Regions from separate parts of the Homo sapiens genome. Here region 2 is linked to region 1. A link is a loop called in an ENCODE intact Hi-C map of the cell type or tissue named here. Cell type or tissue: heart left ventricle. All regions are shown on one strand. Links, peaks and the distances in the headings refer to the core of each region. The heading gives the core; the rest is flanking DNA.

What was found. Peaks named below come from ENCODE experiments on the same cell type or tissue, not always from the same donor. Only the 100,000 strongest peaks of a DNase experiment are listed, where the experiment ranks them.
Region 2: it touches region 1 in a loop (2.1-fold over the local background); 22 of 110 quality-filtered maps call a loop at or near these places.

Annotation. Positions count from the first base shown.
Region 1 is chr2:46,387,390-46,392,770 of GRCh38, forward strand. It overlaps LINC01820 (long intergenic non-protein coding RNA 1820), which reads right to left. Exons shown (of 3, transcript NR_146999.1): 3 at 4,904-5,094. Among named protein-coding and RNA genes, the nearest start is that of LINC01820, 4.1 kb to the right of the region's middle. In heart left ventricle, for the core only: a CTCF peak has its summit at 2,231; DNase peaks (open chromatin) are centred at 1,654 and 2,146; H3K27ac peaks cover 1,861 bases.
Region 2 is chr2:46,442,752-46,448,132 of GRCh38, forward strand. No RefSeq gene overlaps it. Among named protein-coding and RNA genes, the nearest start is that of LINC02583, 16 kb to the left of the region's middle. In heart left ventricle, for the core only: no CTCF peak of the experiment used is centred there; no DNase peak of the experiment used is centred there.

The sequences.
Region 1 (5,381 bases), core at 260-5,259:
TAAGCATTTGGTCCATATAGTATGGTCTCACATGTTTGTTAGCTTGTTAGCTCACTGGATCCTAGGTCTAAGCAATGCCATGGGCACCCATTCTACAGCTGAAACTGAGGATCTTATGACTTAAGCAAGTCACAGCTTGTTGATGGGAGAAATGAAACTGAAACCCCTTCCTGGCCAGTGCGTCTCTCCTCTTACACCTTAGACTGATGGCTGGGAGGCTGATTTTATGACAGGACCCTGTTCTCATTTCTAAATAGAAAATTCATGTCTTTATTACTTTAGCCTTTAGACCTCCTTCTGGTTCTTTTGCTTACTCTTCTCTTCCAAATCTTGGGGCCTGGACCTTCAGATTGGAGTTTCTGGGCTCTGCCAGGTTCCTACCCACCTTTGCCTGCCATCTTGGACTTCCTGAAAACATCACCTGTTCTTTTCTGAAGCTTTTCTGTGACTGACACATCTCAGCCCATCCTTCAGGAGCAGAGTTGCCTCTAAGCACTGGCTAATTCAGGATCCAGGCCTGGAAAGGTGCTATCCATCCCAGCCCCCTAACAACTGCAGGGTCCCATGGGGTCCACAGTGCTGTCCTTGGGCCATGATTATACCCTCCTGCTCCTGGGGGTGCTGGGCAGCTCAAAGCTCCTCTTGCTTCCAAGTCCAGCGAGCAAGCCAGAGCAAGCCAGGAACACAACGAAGCCATTGTTCCTGATGGGTCAGAGGAGCTCAGCCTCCAAGCACAAGACACAAGACCCACACAAGCCATCACTGCTTCATGTTTTGCCTCAAGCAATCCAGTGAAGACTGACTTAAATGCTCCCGATTTTGTATTTTCAAAATGTAGGTGACTCAGGAGTAGGTACATGCCTGTGTGACCAGATGTGCAAGGACCAAGGTAGGGGCCCGAGCAGAATCAGCAATCGTTCAGCCATTGGGGGTCCTCCTGATGCTAGATATATTCCCCTCTAGGCAAGCAAACCCTGGTGGGCTGTGACAACATCTCAGCACTTGTCTTGGTTGGCTGGCTTATGGATGAGGAATCTCTCTGGGAGAGGGACTCTGACCCAAGGCTGGAACCTCAGAAGGCCCTACCTAGTAGAGAAGGGCCAACCCTGCCCCTTCTGATCATGCAGGGCAAAACTGATCCCATTCCGCAGCATGGGCTTTGATGCCCATGTTCAGATGGGGGTGGAGAGTGAATGAACTGTTTTTTTTCTGGAGATCACGGAAATGCAGATTCATTTCTTTTACAACATGCAAGATTCAACCACTTAACATCCTTCCTCTCCTGGATCCCGCACAAAAGAGACTGCTTTTTTGTGAAAAAGAAACTTTTACCAGGAGGCCTGCAGAAGAACAGTCAGGTTAACCCGGCTCTTCCTTCCCTGAGGTAGTGGCCCTGGGTAAGACAGCACAGGATGTTATCTCAGATGCTGAGAGGGGCTGAGAAACAATGTCGCCCAACCCCATCACTTCTTTTTTTCAACCTCCTCATTTTAGAGATGAGGAAACTGATGCCCAGGAAAACAAAGCGACTTGCCTACAGTCACACAGGGAGTTAGTGGCAGGGTGGGGGCCAGAGCCCAGGCCAGCATCATGGGAACTGGGGCTGAACTCACGTAAGTGAAAGGGCTGTGTTCTCTGCCCCAGAGGTCACCGCTCACTGTCTCAGCCAGCACTGGGCCTCCCACATGGCCCTTCCCAAATCTTCCTTCCAGCCTCCTGCTCCTCACTTCCCTCCGGCACTCTCAGTTCTTCCAAAAATGATCCTGTCACCCCCATTTCTTCCAAACATTCCTCTGAGCTCAGCGACCCCTGTGGGAACTGCTTGGCCTCTCTGTGACCTCAAATGAAGTCTAAATCAATTCTTTCACTACTAGACTGAACTTTTCTTGGTCCCCCAGGACCCAGGAGAAAAGGATTTTGAAGTACTTCCCCAGCCCCACCTAATACACAGTGTTTAAAAATGATACTTCTTCGGCAATCATGATCCTTCCTTCTAGAAGCTTCCCAGCTAGTAGGGGAACCAAACAAAGCCCGCCTGGATGACTGAGACCCTGTCTGAGATGGTGTGGGATGATGGAGGCCCATGGCCCAGTTTTCCCAGCCAGTCCAAGCATTAGATCACGTGCTTCCGCGTCCCCGCGGGTGCAGCTGTACTTGGGCCAAGGGTCCCATCGCGGGTTCAGAAAGCATGATAACTATTGATGCAAATGAGCCCTTGGTTGTTTTAGGGTGGACTTCAACTCCTGCAAATGTCCAGAGGAGGCCAGCAGAGATCAGCCTGGGTCTTAGGAGTGAAGAATCTCCCACCAGAGCTGGGATGGAAGAGGATTAGACAGGCAGCGGGAAAAGAGGTCATTCCAGGAGAAGTGGACCAGGGAGACAAAGGCCTGAGGCCAGAATGAGCAATACATGCAAGAGGCCCTGGGGGGCAGGCAGGACGGGAGCTGGGAAGGAGGGGGCGGCCGGGCAGCCTGGCAACTCACAACACAGACCTAGAGTCAGACGGACCTAGGTTCAAATCCCAGCCCTGCTGCTTCCTGCTGTGTAACCTCAAGGAAGCCCCTTAAACATCTGATAGCCTAAGTCTGCTGTTCTGTAGAATGGTGGTGACAGCAGTCCCTACCTCATAGGGTTTAAAGCTGGAGATACAAATTTGGGTATGTGCAGTAGGTAAATTGTACTTAACTCCATGAGCTGGGATGAAATATGCCTCTGAGATAGAAGTGCAAAGAACAGAGGTCGGGAGACAGAACCTAGGCCACTGGTAGAAGCCAGACTGAGCAGGAGCACCCAAGGAGCAGAAAGAAATCCAGGGGTATAGTATCTCAAAAGCCAAGTGATAAGGGTGCTGCGGGAAGTAGGGCATAGTGAACTGCATTACACACACACTAGACTGAAAGGTAAGGGAAGGGGAAAAAAATTGACTCGGATTTGCCAACATGGAGCTCACCATCAACCTTAACAAGAGCAGGTTTGGTGGGGAGCTAAGGACAGCAGATTGGAGTAGACTGAGGAATGAGCTGGCTGGAGTGGGGAAACAGAGACCGTAGCAATATACAACTCGTTTGGGAAGGTTCCCTGTGCAGGAAAGCAGGGAAATGGAGTGGAGCAAGAGGATGACATGGGTCAGGGGAGTGTGTGGGAGTGTATATGTGTGTGTGTGTGTATGTGTGTGTGTGTGTGGTTTCATATTTAATCGACTTTTATCTTAGAATAGTTTTAGGTTTACAGAAAGGCTGTGAGACCATTATAAGAGTTCCCTGCACTCAGTTTCCTCTATTATTTTATTTTATTTTTAGAATAGAGACGGGGTTTCCCTATGTTGCCCAGGCTGGTCTCAAACTCGTGGGCTCAAGTGATCCTCCTGCCTCGGCCTCCCAAAGCGGTAGGAATATAGACGTGAGCCACCGTGCCTGGCCTCCTCTATTGTTAACATTACTATGGTACATAAGTCACAATTAATGAACCAGTATTGGTACCTTATTATCTAAAGCCTGTACTTTATTCCAGTTTTTAGTGTTACTTAATATCTTTCTTTTTCTGTTCTAAGGTCCTATTCAGGATACCACATTACATTTACTTGTCACGTCTCCTTAGGCTTCTCTTAGGTTTTCCCCACTTTTGACGGCCTTGACAATTCTGAGGAGTGCTAGTTAAGTATTTTGTAGAACATCCTTCCATTTGGATTTGTCTGGTGTTTTTCTGGTTGGACAGAGGTTGTGGGTTTTGGAAAGGAAGACCAAAGAGGTACAGTGCCATTATCACCTCCTCACATCACAGCAAGGGTACATTCCGCCGTCATGACTCGTTGCCTTGATCACCTGGCTGAGGTGTTTTGTCAGGTCTCTCCACTGTAAAGTTACTGGTTTTGGGGAGCCAGGAGGGACATCATTTTTGAAGATGAGCTACATTAGGAAACGTATATACGGTGATGGCAGAAAGTTGATGAAGACAGGAAAGGGGGGGATAATTGCAGAAGTAAAATGATTGAAAAGGTGGGATGGGCACGGATGGAATCCACTGCACCATCGAGGGGCTGGCTTCAGACAGAAGCATGGACAGTTCATCGTTTTAAAAGGGGGAAGGCAGAGAAGAGAGTAAAGCCTTAGTCCGTCAGGTGGAATTGGTGGTGGGAGGATAATAAGCAATCTCTAGTCTGATCGCTATTTCCCCAGTGATATATGAGGCTGTCAGAGGTTTGAAGAGATACAAGTATGAAATAGTCACTAGAAGGTCAGACTGATCGATGATCAGTATCAGAAGCTCAGGTGAGATTTATGGTCATGAACTGGCCCATGGCACAATTGTGTTTTCTTCTAGCCACACTGTTCTACTCTAATGGAGACTGAATGGGTGGGTAGTTGAGTTTACCAGGTTGTGGTTCAGCCAGGACGGTATGTTTAAGGGAGTGAGGAAAGTTTCCAGTAGGATGACTATTACGATGGATCACTAAGTTGTGTGAGAAGGAAAGAAAAAATGAATAGGTTCATGATCAATGAAAAAAATGGCAGGCTCAGTGAATTGGAGGTCTTAGTGAGGTCACAGTGGTCAGTGTGATATGTTAGAGAAAGGAACCATGTGGATGGGGCACAGTTGTCAGAGGAGAGGAAACTTACAGTTGAGATCTCACATACATAGGACCCAGCAATGACCACTTCTAGGTATTTTAAAGAAGTCAAGATTTTAAGTCCACACAAAATCTGCACACAAATGTTCATCCTCACCAAGAACTGAAAACAACCCAAATGTCCTTCGACAGGGGTAGATTTTTAAAAAACTGTAATATATCTACACAATGGACTACTACTCAGCAATAAAAGTTAACATGCTTGATTCAAACAACAGCATGGATGAATCTCAAAGGTATTATTCTTTTGAACAAAAGAGGCCAGTACCAAAAGGGCACATTCTATATAATTCCATTTATATGGCATTCTAGAAAAGGCAAAAATACAGGAACAGAGAACAGCTCATTGCTTGCCAGAAGGCAGGGGTGAGGAGAGATGAGGGCGTTCTCTGGAGTATTGGAACTGTTGCTTGTACTGTCTGTGGTGGTGGCTGTGAGAATCCACGCGTGTCTAAGAAACCATAGACCTGTACATCAGAAAAAGAATTTTACATATGTAAACTTAAGACATTTTTTAAATAAAAGCAAATTTTCAGATCTCAGAGGTGGCTGAAATCAAAGAAGGCAAGGGTCTGATGAAGTTGGGGAGCCAGGATGTTGTCAGAGTGGTCCAGGTGGGTGTCAGCGTCCGTGAAAGTAAAGGTGGATGGAGAGAGGAGCTGGGGACTGAAGTCACTGGGGGAAGAAAAAAAGAGTCTGAGGACTGAGAGGGAGAAATGAGTAACCCCTCTACGTCCAGGCCCTGCCTGACACC
Region 2 (5,381 bases), core at 306-5,305, 55 kb after region 1:
TTCCTTTGGGATATAGCTAGTGCTCTGTTTCTTACTCAGACCTTCACATCCGGCAGACCCTGTACCCCAGTTCTGCCCCTGGAATGGGATTCCCAATTGCCTTGTGCCCAGCTGAGTTCCAGCTAGAGAGTCAAGTTCCCTAGACCCCATCCCTGTCTTCTGGTGTCCACGATTCTGACAAGCAGGCACATGGCCATAGGCGGCCTTCAACACAGCACCCCCTCCCCCAGTGTTCCTAAGTTATTGTCACCCTAATTTACCCCACAATCTGACCGTTGGAGGGATCCCTAACACCTTTAAGGAAACCTAAAGAACTTTTACCAGTGACCTCAATATTGTAGATCAAGGCCAGGGCATACCTCCCTTTCTCCCGTCTCCCTGGAGAAAACAGTGCCTAGAAATACACGTGCAGGGGCCCCAGGCTGTGCACATCCCCCACAGGGCCCGATACCACCTGTTTGGTGTTCCCAAAAGCTTTTTCCAGATGGAGCCACGCAGGCGTTTCTAGTCCCTTAAATCCTAAACCTTAAACACTAACTTTAATTCAACTGGGTTTATACATCATATCAATTTTACTGGAGTTGTTGAACATTTCATTACATGGAAAAAACCACCCTGTGTTGGCCTAATAGACTATCCAGACTAATACTGGCCCTCTGATACCTGTCCCAGCTCTACTCAGCTTAAGATTGGTCCTTCCCCAAACTCCCGCCAACACTGGTTCTGCCTCTGCACATGTCTGCTTCCTGTGGGTCACACTCTGAGCGACAGCCCTAAGTCTCTGATTTGTCTCTAATTAGCCCTGCTGTCTCCCCTTTACTAAACTGAAAGCTCCTTCTAGGGGGGCCTGGGTCAAGGACCAGAGAAACTGGCACTGGATAGGGGCACATAGCAGGTGCTCACTAGGGACTTGCGGAATGAAACTGGAACAGAGACATTACCAAACACCCTGAAAGCCCTGAATAGTCTAATAGGAATGTCATCCCTGACCTCATATGTAACACCCAATTCAAGTAATTTGTCATATAGTGTCTCCCAGTTATTAGCTTCTGCAATGTGGCTGGTAGGCATAGTCCCCTTTGCCAGATCATCTATGCATATCTGAAGTATAGTACAAGTCCCCTAACCACAGAGGAATGTTGAAAGTTGAAAATATTATGTAGCACATGTTGGCTCTGCCTCTGCCCTCCCTGCCTTCTGGGTACCTACAGCTCCTGGGCACCTACTGCCAGTTGAGCCCACATAATCCTGGAGGCACACACTTCCTGAAGGCCACTCTCATGTCTCCCCAGCTCACCCCAGTGTCTCCAGGTCTCCTGCTGCTTTAACAGCCAATGTCCCCTTGAGTCTCCTTTTGGGCCTCTTCCTCCAACCATGGCCATGTTTTCCTGTTTACATAATTATGAGCAAAAGAGGTAAGAACTCATCCCAGCCTCCCTCCACATTCCAACCAATGACCATGTAAAACTGAGGAGACCCTTAAGTTGATTTTCCCCTAATTAAAATGGGACAGACTAAGATGTCCTAAATTCAAGTTGTTCAGGATTCTGGGGGAAACTGCCCCATGCGCATTACACTAGAGGCTCATCCCTGAGCTCTGAACCCCTTCCTGGGTGCCGAAGTGGGAATGGAGACCCAGGGAAGTGTGGGGCCTCCAAGTCACTGAGGTGACTCTGGCTCCACCCTTGTCATGTGCCTTGAAGGGCCCCCCACAACGTGGGCACTCACAGCAGCGCACACTCATCTTTGCAAATATCTGGGAAGCATGTATTTTTAAACAAAGGAAATCCAGAGAGTAAGGCTTGAATATCTCCAGATGGACACTCATTCCTTGGAAACCTCCTCTCTGCAGCTCAGCTTGAAAAGTCAGACTTTTCCCCTCAACAACTTAGCATTCATGAAAAGAAATTTTGTTCAGAAACTTGAAAGCTATTTCAATTGCAGAAAAATATGTCCAAAGTTTTCTGCATGTGAATACACATACATGAAGGTACACACTCATTTTAAAAACTGGGGGAAAAGGCAGCCCAAAGAAAATCTGCATATTGTTAAAAATGTAAATCAAGGCCATCATGATGGCTCATGACTGTAATTCCAGCACTTTGGAAGGCCAAGGTGGAAGGATTGCTCGAGGCCAGAAGTTCAAGGTCAGCCTGGGCAACACAGCAAGACTCTATCCCTACAAAAAAAGACAAAACTTCACCAGGCATGGTGGCATGTGCCAGTAGTCCCAGTTATGTGGGAGGATCGCTTGTGCCCAGGAGTTCCTGGCTACAGTGAGTTATGATTGTGCCATTGCACTCAAGCCTGGGTGACAGAGCAAGACCTTATCTATTAAAGAAAAAATGTAATTCCAATTTCTTCAGGCACATGTAAATTCAGTCTACTTAATATTCAGTAGTATGTATCTTTCAACAAGTTTGTCCATTATTCTAAATTGCCAAATTTACTGACGTAAATTTGTTCATAATATCCCTTATTATCCCCTTAATAGTGATATCACCTCTCTCATACCTGATTCTGGTTATGTTTTAAGTTTGGCAAGAGGTTTATCATCTTTCTTGACCTTCTCTCATAACCAGCTTTTGATTTTTTCTATTTATTGGTTCTATGTATTTTTTTTCCACAGATTTTCACTCTTATCTTTATAATTTCCATTCTTCTCACATTTTTGGATTTTATTTGCTCTTTTTATTCTGCTTTTTTAAGGTGAAAGCTGAAGTCATGACTGGAGATCTTTTCTAATATTGGTATCTTTCATGCTATAAATTTCCCCCTAAGTACAGCTTTAGCTGCAAAGCACTGTGAAATCCTATATTATCATTTTCTGTTTTAAGTACTTTCTAATATGTTTTTTCTTTGACCTATGTATTATTTAAAAGTGTATTACACAGTTTCCAAATATTTGAAGATTTTCCAGATCTCTTTATGGATTTTTAACTTAATTCCATTGTGGTCAGAGAACATACTTTGTAGGACTTGAATCCACCTAAATATATTGAGACTTGTTTTATGGCCTGGAATGTGTTCTGTCTTCATAAATTTTCTACATGAACTTGACAAAAATGTGCATTCAGCTGTTGTTGGGTGGAATGACCTAAAAAGTATCAGTTTGGTCAAGTTGGTTTATACTGTTGTCCAAGTCTTCTATATTCTTACTGGTTTTCTATTTGTTTGGATTTTTCTATTCCTCCTTGAAGTGCTATCAATTTTTGTCTCATATATTTTGAAGTGCTGTTATTAGACACATAGATGTTTAGGAATGTTGTCTTCTTGAAGAATTCACCCCACTACTATGAAATGACTCTATCTCCAGTAATATTCATTATTCTGAAATCTGTGTTTGACAATATTGGTACTAACGTTGGTATAATTTTTCATCCCTTTAAATCCATTCATATCTTTATATTTAAAATATTTATATCAGTCTTTAAATATGCAGATTAAATCTTCGTGGTTAAAATGGGTTTCTTGTGGGCAGTATGCAGTTAGTTGGGTTTTGCATTTTTATCCAATGTGACAATATCTGTCTTTTTATTTGGGAGCTTACACCATTTCCACTTACTGTGATTATTGATATGATCGAGTTTAAAGCTATGATTGTGATATTTGTTTTCTATTCATCCTATCTGTTTTCTTTTTCTGTCTTCTTTTGGATTGAGTATTTATGTTATCTCCTTTTATGGCTTATTAGCTAGACTCCATAGTGGTTAGAGTTTATAGTATGTATGAAATAAAAAGAAATATGTACATATTAGTGTCTGACCCTGGTTTCTGATGTGGGAACTCCTAAAACCCTTGTAATGTCCTAAGCAATAGCAGTGCTAGGAGCATCTTTTGTTCTAATATTTGCTCTTTGACCCAGGTTCCTGACACAGAAATCCTAAATCCCTTGGAATTTCCTGGGCAATAGGGGTATCTTTTGTTCTAATGAGGTGACCCTTGGTGGGCTCCTGGATGGGGGTTGGTCACCAGAAAGCCCACACCAAGATTAGAAACCTGGAACTTTCAGCCCCATCCCCCATCCTCAGGGAGGGGAGAAGAGTTGAAGATTGAGTGAATAATTAATCATGCCTATGTGATGAAGCCTCCATATAAAGTACAGGTTTTGGAGAGTTCTGGAATAGTGAACATATCCACTTGCTGGAAGAGTGGCACACCCCACCCCAACAGAGACGGAAACTCCTTCACTTGGGACCCTTCCAGATCTTGCCTTATGTATCTCTTCATCTGGCTGTTCTTCTGTATCTGTTGCAATGCCCTTTGTATACATTTGTAAATGTGTTTTCCTGAGTTCTGTGAGTCATCCCAGCAAATGATAAAACCTGAGGAGGGGATCATGGGAATATCCCTTCTGTCTGTAGCCAAGCCAGACAGAAGTTGTGAGTAACTTGGGACCCACTACTTGTGATGGGCATCTGAAGTCAGAGGCAGCATTGTGGGATTGAGCCCTTAACCTGTGGAATCTGTGCTAACTCTAGGTAGATACTGTCATAATTTAATTGAATTATAAGACAGCCAGTTGGTGTCCAAGGGGAATTGGAGAAATGCCTGGTGTGGCACGTGATTAAAATGGGTTTCTTGTGGGCAGAAACCCATACACATGCACATCTGGTGTCAGAAGTGTTATGACTATACAGAAGGAAACATGTTTTTACTATGCAGTATGCTTCTTCACTTTCAAGGGTTATTATACTACTTCACATACAGTAAAAGAACCCTACAACAGCATATTTATATTTCTTCTCTCCTGTCCTTTGTGCTATTGACATACATTTCACTTCTGCGGATGTTATAAAACACACTATACTTTATTTTTGCTTTAAAAGTCTACTGCCTTTTAAAGAAATCTAAATAAGAAAGAAAAAGTCTATACATTTACCCACGTAGTTACTATTTCTGCCACTCTTTATTCCTTTCTGTAGATCCAGGATTACTCTGGTATCATTTACTTCCTGCTTGAAGAATTTCCTTTAACATTTCTTACAGTGCAGGTATGTTGTGATGATTTTTTTCATCTTTTTGAGGTCTGATAATATCTTTATTTTGCAAGTGTTTTTGAAGAATATTGTTACTGGGTAAAGAGTTCTAGGTCAGCATTTTTTTTCATTACTTTAAAGATATTGCTCCACTGTCTTCTCATTTACGTTGTTTTCAATGAGCATTCTGTTATTATCTTGACCTTTTTTTCCCTGGTTGCCCAGTTGATTTTCTCTTTATCAGGAGTGTTAAGTAATGTTATGATAATGCACCTTGGTTAGTTTTGTGTTTGTTGTACTTGGGTTCATTGGGTTTCGGTGGATTTATAGTTTTTATCAAATTTGGAAACTTTTTAGTTATAATGTCTTTTATTTTTTATGTTCCTCCCTCTCTCCTCTCCT